2 separate regions of the Homo sapiens genome follow, and region 2 is linked to region 1. Evidence: chromatin loops called from intact Hi-C (ENCODE). Cell type or tissue: A673. All regions are shown on one strand. Links, peaks and the distances in the headings refer to the core of each region. The heading gives the core; the rest is flanking DNA.

What was found. A loop is a pair of places that touch in the nucleus more often than their neighbours do. Peaks named below come from ENCODE experiments on the same cell type or tissue, not always from the same donor. Only the 100,000 strongest peaks of a DNase experiment are listed, where the experiment ranks them.
Region 2: a loop joins it to region 1, with 6 times the contacts of the local background. A loop is called at or near these places in 1 of 110 quality-filtered maps.

What each region holds. Positions count from the first base shown.
Region 1 is chr9:125,219,477-125,224,853 of GRCh38, forward strand. It overlaps RABEPK (Rab9 effector protein with kelch motifs), which reads left to right. Exons shown (of 8, transcript NM_005833.4): 5 at 1,063-1,224. Among named protein-coding and RNA genes, the nearest start is that of HSPA5, 19 kb to the right of the region's middle. In A673, for the core only: no CTCF peak of the experiment used is centred there; no DNase peak of the experiment used is centred there.
Region 2 is chr9:125,169,208-125,174,584 of GRCh38, forward strand. It overlaps PPP6C (protein phosphatase 6 catalytic subunit), which reads right to left. Exons shown (of 7, transcript NM_002721.5): 2 at 1,878-1,973. Among named protein-coding and RNA genes, the nearest start is that of PPP6C, 18 kb to the right of the region's middle. In A673, for the core only: no CTCF peak of the experiment used is centred there; a DNase peak (open chromatin) is centred at 3,374; H3K27ac peaks cover 1,381 bases.

The sequences.
Region 1 (5,377 bases), core at 200-5,199:
CTCCGCCTCCTGGTTCAAGTGATTCTCCTGTCTCAGCCTCCTGAGTAGCTGGGATTATAGGTCCCCACCACGACACCTGGCTTTATTTATTTATTTATTTATTTTTAGTAGAGATGGGATTTCACCATGTTGGCCAGGCTGGTCTAGAACTCCTACCCTCAAGTGATCCACCCACCTTGGTCTCCCAAAGTGCTGGGATTACAAGCGTGAGCCACTGCACCCCTGGCTGATTTTTTGTAGAGACAGGATATTGCTTTGTTTCCCAGTCTGGTCACAAACTCCTGGGCTCAAGCAATCCTCCTACCTCGATTTCCCAAACTGCTGAGGTTACAGGTGTTAGCTGCTGCACATGGCCTGCCTACTTTCTTTTATTGGCCACATTTTCTGGGAAATCTGGCACACCTGGACTCTGGCATCTAGTGGGAATGAATGTTAGCAGATGTTAGGGGGAGCGATAGTGAGCAAAGTAGAAGAGGGTTCAGAGAGGATATTTGAAGGCCTCCAAAACAAATTGACCTCTTTTTTTTCTTCTTTTTTTTTAATATGGAGCCTTGCTCTGTCACCCAGGCTGGAGTGCAGTGGTGCAATCTCAGCTCACTGCAACCTTCACCTCCTGGGTTCAAGCGATTCTCCTGCCTCAACCTCCTGAGGAGCTGGGATTACAGGTCCCCACCACCATACCCGGCTAATTTTTCAGATTTTTAGTAGAGATGGGGTTTTACCCCATGTTGGCCAGGCTGGTTTCGAACTCCTGACCTCAAGTGATCCGCCCGCCTTGGCCTCCCAAAGTGCTGGGATTACAGGCATGAGCCACACTGCACCCAGCCTGACTCCATTCTTGTGCTTACAGCTTTTAAATCTTGGGGATTTTGGACTGTCTTGGCAAATCCTAAGTATCATCTTCATTCTTCCTTGATGTTTGTGAGTATGAGATCCCTGCCCAAAACTATGCTGGCCCCCCTGGGGATTGGAGTTTGGAAACTGACTTCACTCAGCCCCAGAGTCAAGGTCAGAAGCCCCTCTACCTGGATATTTTAAGTGCCTGCATTCTCTCTGGCCCAGAAACCAGGACGTGGACCACGCCAGAAGTGACCAGCCCCCCACCATCCCCAAGAACATTCCACACATCATCGGCAGCCATTGGAAACCAGCTATATGTCTTTGGGGGCGGAGAGAGAGGTGCCCAGCCCGTGCAGGACACGAAGCTGCATGTGTTTGACGCAAGTATGGACTGGTGGGCACCTTGGGGCTGGTCAGGGCCATCCCAGTTTACACATTACCTAATATAGGAAGCAGAAGTTAGAAAAGGAAAGCCTGACTAAGTGTCTCACTTCTAGACTTCTTTGTTATATCTCTTAGCTGATATCTTTTTCCCACAGCAAAATTGGCATTTAAAAAGGGATAGTGAGGCCTGGCATGGTGGCTCACACCTGTAATCCCAGAGCTTTGGAAGGCTGAGGCAGGTGGACCGCTTAAGGTCAGGAGTTCGAGAACAGCCTGGCCAACATACCTTTTCTCTACTAAAAACACAAAAATTATCCGGGCATGATGGTATGCACCTGTAATCCCAGTTACTCAGGAGGCTGAGGCAGGAGAATCGCTTAAACCCAGGAGGAGGAAGTTTCAGTGAGCCAAGATTGGGCCACTGCACTCAGCCTGGGCAACAGAGCAATACTCCATCTCAAATAAATAAATAAATAAATAAATAAATAAATAAATAAATAAAACTAAAAAGGTAGGCCGGGAACGGTGGCTCACGTCTGTGATCCCAGCACTTTGTGACGCCCAGGTGGGAGGATCACCTGAGGTCAGGAGTTTGAAACCAGCCTGGCCATCATGGCAAAACCCCATCTCTACTAAAAATACAAAAATTGGCCGGGTGCAGCGGTGGGTGCCTGTAATCCCAGCTACTCGGGAGGCTGAGGCAGGAGAATCACTTGAACCCGGGAGGCGGAGGTGGCAATGAACCAAGATCGTGCCATTGCACTCCAGCCTTGGCAACAGAGCGAGACTCTCTCAAAAACTAAATAAAAAAATAAAAAGGTATAATGATCAAGTTAAAAAGTTTAAACCATACAATTTATAAAGTAAAAAAGTAAAAGAAAGAATAAGAAAGACAAAAAACAAACAGAAGTAAAAGATTCCCCTTCAGCCTTTCCTTTCCCCGCCTCAGGTACATGCCTGGGTGATTTTTTTTCTTTTTCTTTTTTTTTTTTTGAGATGGAGTCTCGCTCTGTTGCCCAGGCTGGAGTGCAGTTGCCCGATCTCGGCTCACTGCAACCTCCGCCTCCCGGGTTCAAGCGATTCTCCTGCCTCGGCCTCCCAACTAGCTGGGATTACCAGCATGCACCAACATGTCCATCTAATTTTTTGCGTTTTTAGTAGAGACAGGGTTTCACCATGTTGGCCAGGCTGGTCTTGAAGCCTGACCTCAGGTAATCTGCCCACTTCAGCCTCCCAAAGTGCTGGGATTACAGGCTTGAGCCACTGCACCCGGCCAGATTTTTGTATTTTTATTGTAGAGATGCAGTTTTGCCATGTTGCCCAGGCTGGTCTCAAACTCATGAGCTCAAGCAATCTGCCTGCCTCTGCCTGCCCACCTCTGCCACCACACTCAGCCAAAATTTTTACCTTGCAAAGTAAAATTGGGAAAATTAAGAGATAGCACATTCCCAAGCCAGAGTATTTGGGAAAAAAAAAAAAAAAGACACATCACAGTGTGACTTTTCTCTTTCCAGAAAGAATGGGCTTTGTGATTCTTTTAAAGCAGTTTTAAAAGTTTAAATAATATTGGTTTTGAATATATAAAACTATAAGGAACAAGAAAAAAAACATATGTATGTGTATATGTGTGTGTGTGTGTACATGTGTATGTACTATCACCCCAAAATTAAATTACTGTTAACATCTCAGTGTATTATCAATCTTTTTTTTTTAAGAACAGAGATAATTCAAACCAGATGTGGTGGCTCACGCCTGTAATGCCAGGACTTTGGGAGGCTGAGGAGGGCAGATTACTTGAGGTCAGGAGTTCAAGAGCAGCCTGACCAACATAGTGAAACCTCGTTGCTACTAAAAATACAAAAAATTAACTGGGCGTGGTGACGCACACCTGTAATCCCAGCTACTTGGGAGGCTGAGGCATGAGAATCACTTGAACCCCGGAGGCGGAGGTTGCAATGAGCCGAGATCTTGCCACTGCACTCCAGCCTGGGTGAGGGAGCAAGACTCTGTATCAAAAAAAAAAAAAAAAAAAAAAAAGGACAGAGATAATTCTATATGTTACATTTGCATCCTATATTTTTCACTTAAGCATTGTTCCATGCAATCAGAAAGTCTTCACCAGCATTTTGAAATGATGATTATTATATAAATATTAGAGTCAGGGTCTCACTGCATTGCCAAGGCTGGTCTCAAACTCCTAGCCTCAAGTGATCCTTCAGCTTTGGTCCCTCAAAGTGCTGGGATTACAGGCATTGAGCCACACCACCCGGCCTTCACCATCATTTTTAATAAGTGCTTAGGCCAGGCGCGGTGGCTCACGCCTGTAATCCCAGCACTTTGGGAGGCAGAGGCGGGTGGATCATGAGGTCAGGAGTTCGAGACCAGCCTGGCCAAGATGGTGAAACCCTGTCTCTACTAAAAATACAAAAATCAGCCAGGAATGGTGGCGGGCGCCTATAATCCCAGCTACTCAGGAGGCTGAGGCAGCAGAATTGCTTGAACCCAGGAGGCAGAGGTGGGTGGATTACCTGAGGTCAGGTAATCCTGGGCAACATGGTGAAACCCTGTCTCTACTAAAAATACAAAAAATTAGCTGGACGTGGTGGCAGGTGCCTGCCTGCCACCCTCTGCTGCAATCCCAGCTACTAGGGAGGCTGAGGCAGGAGAATCCCTTGAACCTGGGAGGTGGAGGTAGCAGTGAGCTAAGATCACGCCACTGCACTCTAGCCTGGGTGACAGAGCAAGGCTCTGTCTCAAAAAAATAAATAAATTTTTTAAAAAGTGTGTAATATTTCCTCATGGCTATACTAATAATTAAACCTGCTCATGGACACTTAGGCTATTTCCAATTTTTGTCTATTATAAACAATACTGTAATGAACAAGCCAGGTATGCTGACTCATGCCTATAATCCCATCGGCTCAGGAGGCTGGAGGACCGCTTGGGCCCAGGAGTTTGAGGATGTAGTGAGCCATAATTGCACCACTGCACTCCAGCCTTTGCAGTAGAGCGAGACCCTGACTCTAAAAAAAAAAAAAAAAAAAAAATGCTATAAGGAACATATTTATGCAGAAACCATTTCAGGTAATTTTAAATTAAATTCCTTGGGACACTGGGGACTCCTTGAACAACCAGCAGGCATACCATAAACAGTAATTCAAAGACAAATTGTTTGGCAGACCTTTGTTTCAAAGAGTTTTTGCAGGCTGGGCGCAGTGGCTCATGCCCGTAATCCTTTGGGAGGCCACTTTGGGACACCAAAGCAGGTGGATCCCTTGAGGTCAGGAGTTCAAAACTAGCCTTGACAACATGATGAAACCCTGTTTCAACTGAAAATACAAAAAATTATCCAGGCATGGCGGCAGGTGCCTATAATCCCAGCTACTCGGGAGGCTGAGGCAGGAGAATCGCTTCTCCTGGAGGAGGCAGAGGTTGCAGTGAGCCAAGATCGCACCACTGCACTCCAGCCTGGGCAACAGAGCAACACTCTATCTCAAAAAACAAAAACAAAACAAAAAAAAAAAACAACAGAGTTTTTGCAGTACTCCTTTAAGACTTTTCTGGTATATAGAAATGATTAATTTTCCAGAATTCTATATATGTACAGCTTTGAAGATAAGAAGGGTTGCCTGTAGTAAAACGTAATAATCATCATATTCATAACTCTCATGTATTGGGTACTTTTTTTTCCTTCATGCTTTATGTATATTATCTCATTTAATTCATACCTCAGCTCTTAAAAGTAGGTATTGTCTTTTTTTTTTTTTTTTGAGATGAAGTCACGCTCTGTTGCCCAGGCTGGAGTGCAATGACACAATCTTGGCTCACTGCAACCTCCACCTCCCGGGTTCAAGCAATTCTCCTGCCTCAGCCTCCCGAGTAGCTTGGACTGCAGGCACATGCCACCACGCCTGGCTAATTTTTAAAATATTCTTAGTAGAGATGGGGTTTTACTGTGTTAGTCAGGATGGTCTCGATCTCCTGACCTCGTGATCCGCCCATCTTGGCCTCCCAAAGTGCTGGGATTACAGTCATAAGCCACTGCGCCCGGCCAGTATTGTCTGTATCCTTATTTTACAGCCATAGAAACTGCAGCTTAGAGAAGTAATTGGTGAAAGGCCACATAGTTATATAGTGAGATAACCTGGTTTCA
Region 2 (5,377 bases), core at 323-5,322, 50 kb before region 1:
CAATCTTTCAGTCTCCCTTTCATTGTCTACAAAATAATCCTATCTCACAGGACTTTGGGAAAAAACTGACACAGAATATGTGAAAAAGTACTTTGTTAACCTCAAAACACAAGATATATGTTAGCAAGAACTGCACATTTGACTGAAGGTATATATAATACAAAAGTTCAATTTTATGCTTCCAATTTTAGTAGTTCGAGGTTGGTCTCTAACTTTCTGACCTTTGATCATGGCTGTACTTCACATCTTAAAAAGTCTACAACTGGGGGAAACACTACACTGGGGGAAAACATGACTTGGTTTATTCCAGTTTTCAGGAATGTGTTAAGACACTGCTTATATTAATATCCTTTATGTTAGCAAAATACAAATGTTTACTTTGAGAGAGAAGTTACATAGAAACTTCTACACTACACTGGGGGAAAACATGACTTGGTTTATTCCAGTTTTCAGGAATGTCTTAAGACACTGCTTATATTAATATCCTTTATGTTAGCAAAATACAAATGTTTGAGAGAGAAGTTACATGGAAATTTTAGGAAATCAATTCCTAAAGTCTACTCTAAAGAACTGTAATTTTAACAATCAAAGATGACATAATGGGACCTCCATCTAGGAGGTGATGACATGCAAGTGTCAGATTTTTTTATAATCTAAAAAATCCAGAAAACACCTTGAAAAACCAAAAGAAAATCAGCCTGTAAGTAAGTAGCCAAAACAAGACTTTACTCATGGAGCAGCCCCTAATCAGAGTCAATTTACACACATTTCTGCTCATTTACACAGTCATATTTAAAGCAGGGAAATTGCACAGGTGACAGTAAGTCCTGTTGGCATCCTTTAAAGACTACATTGTTTGCAATGTATTATTAAGTCTTATGGCCCCAACTACACTGTATGCATATAGCACTCTATGAGTAATCTGTTCAGCTTTCATTTCCCAGTGAAAAAATTCTACAAATATACATGAGACTAAACACTGACAACAGAATCTAAATATGAGGTATGCCCCTCCTGTTACTGCTTTGAAATTCTTTTTTTTTTTTTTAGACAGAGTCTTGCTCTGTTGCCCAGGCTGGAGTGCAGTGGTGCGGTCTCGGCTCACTGCAACCTTCACCTCCCGGGTTCAAGAGATTCTCCTGCCTCAGCCTCCTGAGTAGCTGGGATTACAGGCACGCACCACCATGCCCAGCTAATTTTTTTGTATTTTCAGTAGAGACGGGGTTTCACCATGTTGGTCAGGCTGGTCTCAAACTCCTGACCTCACGATCCACCCGCCTCAGCCACCCAAAGTGCTGGGACTACAGGTGTGAGCCACCACGCCCGGCACTGCTTTGAAATTCTTACAAACACCCAGCAGATGAAAAATTGAGCTAAATATTTTCTAGCTCATTCATCAGTGATTTGCTGTGACATCATGGACCAACAATTTTATTTTTCTGTACCTTTGCTATTCTCATTCCCACTAAAGAAATGATAAATTTTCAACAATATATGACAGGAGAACAGAAATGAACTGAATGAAAAAAGTGCCTAACACCAAAACATCTCCTGTTAATCATAGTTATTATGAGCAGTATGTGTTTGTACTTTATATCTTCTACCTACCCCCAACCCCACCATTCCACAGAAAACTAATGCTGCATTATTCACTTCACAAATGTAATTATCAACAAATTCCATCACTAATTTGACCACTGCTTTTATTCACCAAAAATGTAAACCAGGAATCATTTGTGTCACAGAGACTGAGGCAACCTAGCTTACCACCAGTTGTGTTTGTTGATGTTGTTGTTGTTTTAATTTTGCAGCACATGTGAAAACACACATGGATCATGGACAGTACAAAACTTAAAAATCTGCTCATGAAATTTTACCTGTCCATGGATATCTCCACACACTGTTACTGGTGTTGATACTGGCTGAACATTTGACTCTTCTAAGAGGAGGTCACAAACGTAGTCACATAGCCGCTATAAAAAGAGAAAATAAAAGGTAAACATTTACTACAACATTAAAACTAAAGATAAAATACCAAAAAAGAAAAATACCAGGTCTAATACTTACAAAACCCAAGTATACTTTTTGATAGGAAAGTACCCTGTGATAATTCGGGGGTTGGATTTCTGTCAGCTGTCACACAGAATTCTTAATGCAATGCAAACTACCTACAGAGACACTAAGGTTCTAGGAGACAGACAGCTTTACAAGAACTGTAAAATGATGTTTTTCACCAAACACACACACACATATACACACACACACACACACATATATATATATATATATATATATATATATATATATATGAAGAAATAATTTTAACAGTAAAAGGTTTTTGGGTTTTTTTGTTTTTTTTTTTTTTAAACGGAGTCTCACTCTGTCTCCCAGGCTGAAATGCAGTGACACGATCTCGGCTCACTTCTACCTCCATCTCCCAGATTCAAGCAATTTTCCTGCCTCAGCCTCCCAAGTAGCTGGGGTTACAGGCATGTGCCACCACACCCGGCTAATTTTTGTATTTTTAGTAGACACAGGGTTTTACCATGTTGGCCAGGCTGGTCTTGAACTCCTGACCTCAGGTGATCCACCCACCTCAGCCTCCCAAAGTGCTGGGATTACAGGCGTCAGCCACCGTGCCCAGCCAGTAAAAGATTTTTATCTGGTAATTTAAAAAATAAATTGCAAACCACACACTTACCATTTGACCCAGCAACTGTAGTCTTGGCAATAAAAACATGTTCAAAATCTGTATATAAATACTCGCAGAAGCCTAATGCATCATAGCCCAAAACTAAAAACAAATCAGATATCCTTCAATGAGTGAATGGTTAAACACATTTTGGTACATCCACACCATGTAATACTACTCAGCAATAAAAAGAAACGAATACTGCCACACAACAACCTGGATTCATCTCAAGGCATTTATGTTGAGTGAAAAAAATGAAACAACAGAAAACTGTCCCAAAAGGTTATATACTGTATAATTCCATTTATATAACCTTCTTTTTTTCCCTTTTTTTTTGAGACAGAGTCTTGGTCTGTTGCCCAGGCTGGAGTCCAGTAGCACAATTTCAGTTCACTGCAAACTGCCTCCCAGTTCAAGTGATTCCCTTGCCTCAGTCTCACAAGTACCTGGGATTACAGGCACACACCATCATGCCCAGCTAATTTTTGTATTCTTAGTAGTTTCACCATGTTGGTCAGGCTGGTCTCAAACTCCCAACCTCAGGTGATCTGCCCGCTTCGGCCTCCCAAAGTGGTGGGATTACAGGCATTGAGCCACTGCACTCGGCCGTGTTTACACATTCTTGAAATGACAAAATTAAAGAAATGGAGAACGGATTAGTTGTTGTCAGGGGTCCAGCAGTTGCAGGAAGGAAGTGGGTGTGGCTATAAAAGGGCAACATGAGGAATTCTTGTGATGATGGACCTGTTCTGTATTTTGACTATAGAGTTGGATACATGAGCCCTTACCCAATAAAACTGCAAAGAACTGAATACACACAAACACACACACACACACACACACACACACACAAACACACACACACACACACAAACACAAGTAAAACTGAAGAAATCTGAACATCATGAGGTGATGATCTTGGGTTGTACCTAAAGATCATGAGTTGTATCAGTGTCAATGTTGGCTGATGTTGTATTGGTTGTGGCATTACACTATAGTTCTACAAAATGTTACCACTGGGGAAAACTGGGTTATTTTGAAATAAAAAGGCTAACTATAATTAATTATAAAATTCAAATCTAAAACTGAGGAGCCAGCTGGGCACGGCGGCTCTCGCCTGTAATCCCAGCATTTTGGGAGGCCAAAGTGGGTGGATCATTTGAGGTCAGGAGTTCAAGACCAGCCTGACCAACATGGCAAAACCCCCTATCTCTACTAAATATAAAAATTAGGCTGGGCATGGTGAATCACGCCTGTAATCCCAGAACTTTGGGAGGCTGAGGTGGGTGGATCACAAGGTCAGGAGTTCAGGACCAGCCTGGCCAACGTAGTGAAACCCCGTCTCTATTAAAAATACAAAAATTAGCTGGGCGTGGTGGCAGGTGCCTGTAATCCTCAGCTGAGGCTGAGGCAGGAGAATCACTTGAATCTGGGAGGCAAAGGTTGCAGTGAGCCGAGATTGCACCCATTGCACTCCAGCCTGGGCAGCAGAGAGACTCCCTCTCAAAAAAAAAAAAAAAAAAAAAAAAAGTAGCCAGGCGTGGGGTGCACAGCTGTAATCCCAGCTACTCGGGAGGATGAGGCAAGAGAATCGCTTGAACCCAGGAGACAGAGGTTGCCGAAAACCGAGGTCGCGCCACTGCACTCCAGCTTGGGAAACAGGGTGAGACTCTTTCTCAAAACAAACAAACAACAACAACAACAAAAAAGATGAGCCTTTTTTAATTTTATTTTTTTGAGACAGAATCTCGCTCTGTTGCCAGGCTGGAGTGCAGTGGCGCAATCTCAGCTCACTGCAATCTCTGCCTCCCAGGTTCAAGCCATTCTCCTGCCTCAGCCTCCCGAGTAGCTGGGATTACAGGCATGAGTCATCATACCCAGCTCATTTTTGGATTTTTAGTAGAGACAAGGTTTCACCATGTTGGCCAGGATGGTCTCGCTCTCCTGACCTCATGATCCACCCGCCTCGGCCTCCCAAAGTGCTGGGATTACAGGCGTGAGCCACCGCACCCAGCCAAGCCATTCTTTTTGTTAAAGGAACTCTAAATGTTTGCACTTCAAAAATATTTGTCCACTGAAAGTAATCAAACCAAAAAATGTCATAGAAAGCATATGATTCTCACACCAACGTTCTGGAAAAGGAAGTATACATCCCTGCTATATACAGGGAACTGGAGGTCTCAGGTGGAACCTTCCTTCCTACCTGAGACCAGTTTGTACTATTGCCAAAGGCTTATTGGATTTTACGATAGGTCTGCCAAGAAAGGAGAAATTAAACTAACAAGCATAATGAAATCACTTAAACATTAATTAAGGAATCTAAATGCTATAATCTCATTAATATATGAGAAACACTTTAACAGTTACAGCTACAACAATAGCTACACAGTAGCAAGAACAGAACTCAATGGGAGTGGGAGGGGGGAAAAAAGGGCTCCCAAAAGACAATGAGGGGAAATAGAGTTGTTAATTTCCTAAACATTATACAAAAAATCAGAAAACTTCAAAATAAAATGATTTGCCTTCATTCCTAGGGTAAGTTCCTGATCTTAAAATAGCACCTCAAAGGCAAGATCTTCTTTTTGGCCTGGAATCCTTCTGGCCTTGAGTCCCTGGGTAGCTAGCTCCTGTTTGTGTTGAATTTTCCACACCTATATGCTTCAACAAATCAATCCATGGTCCTGC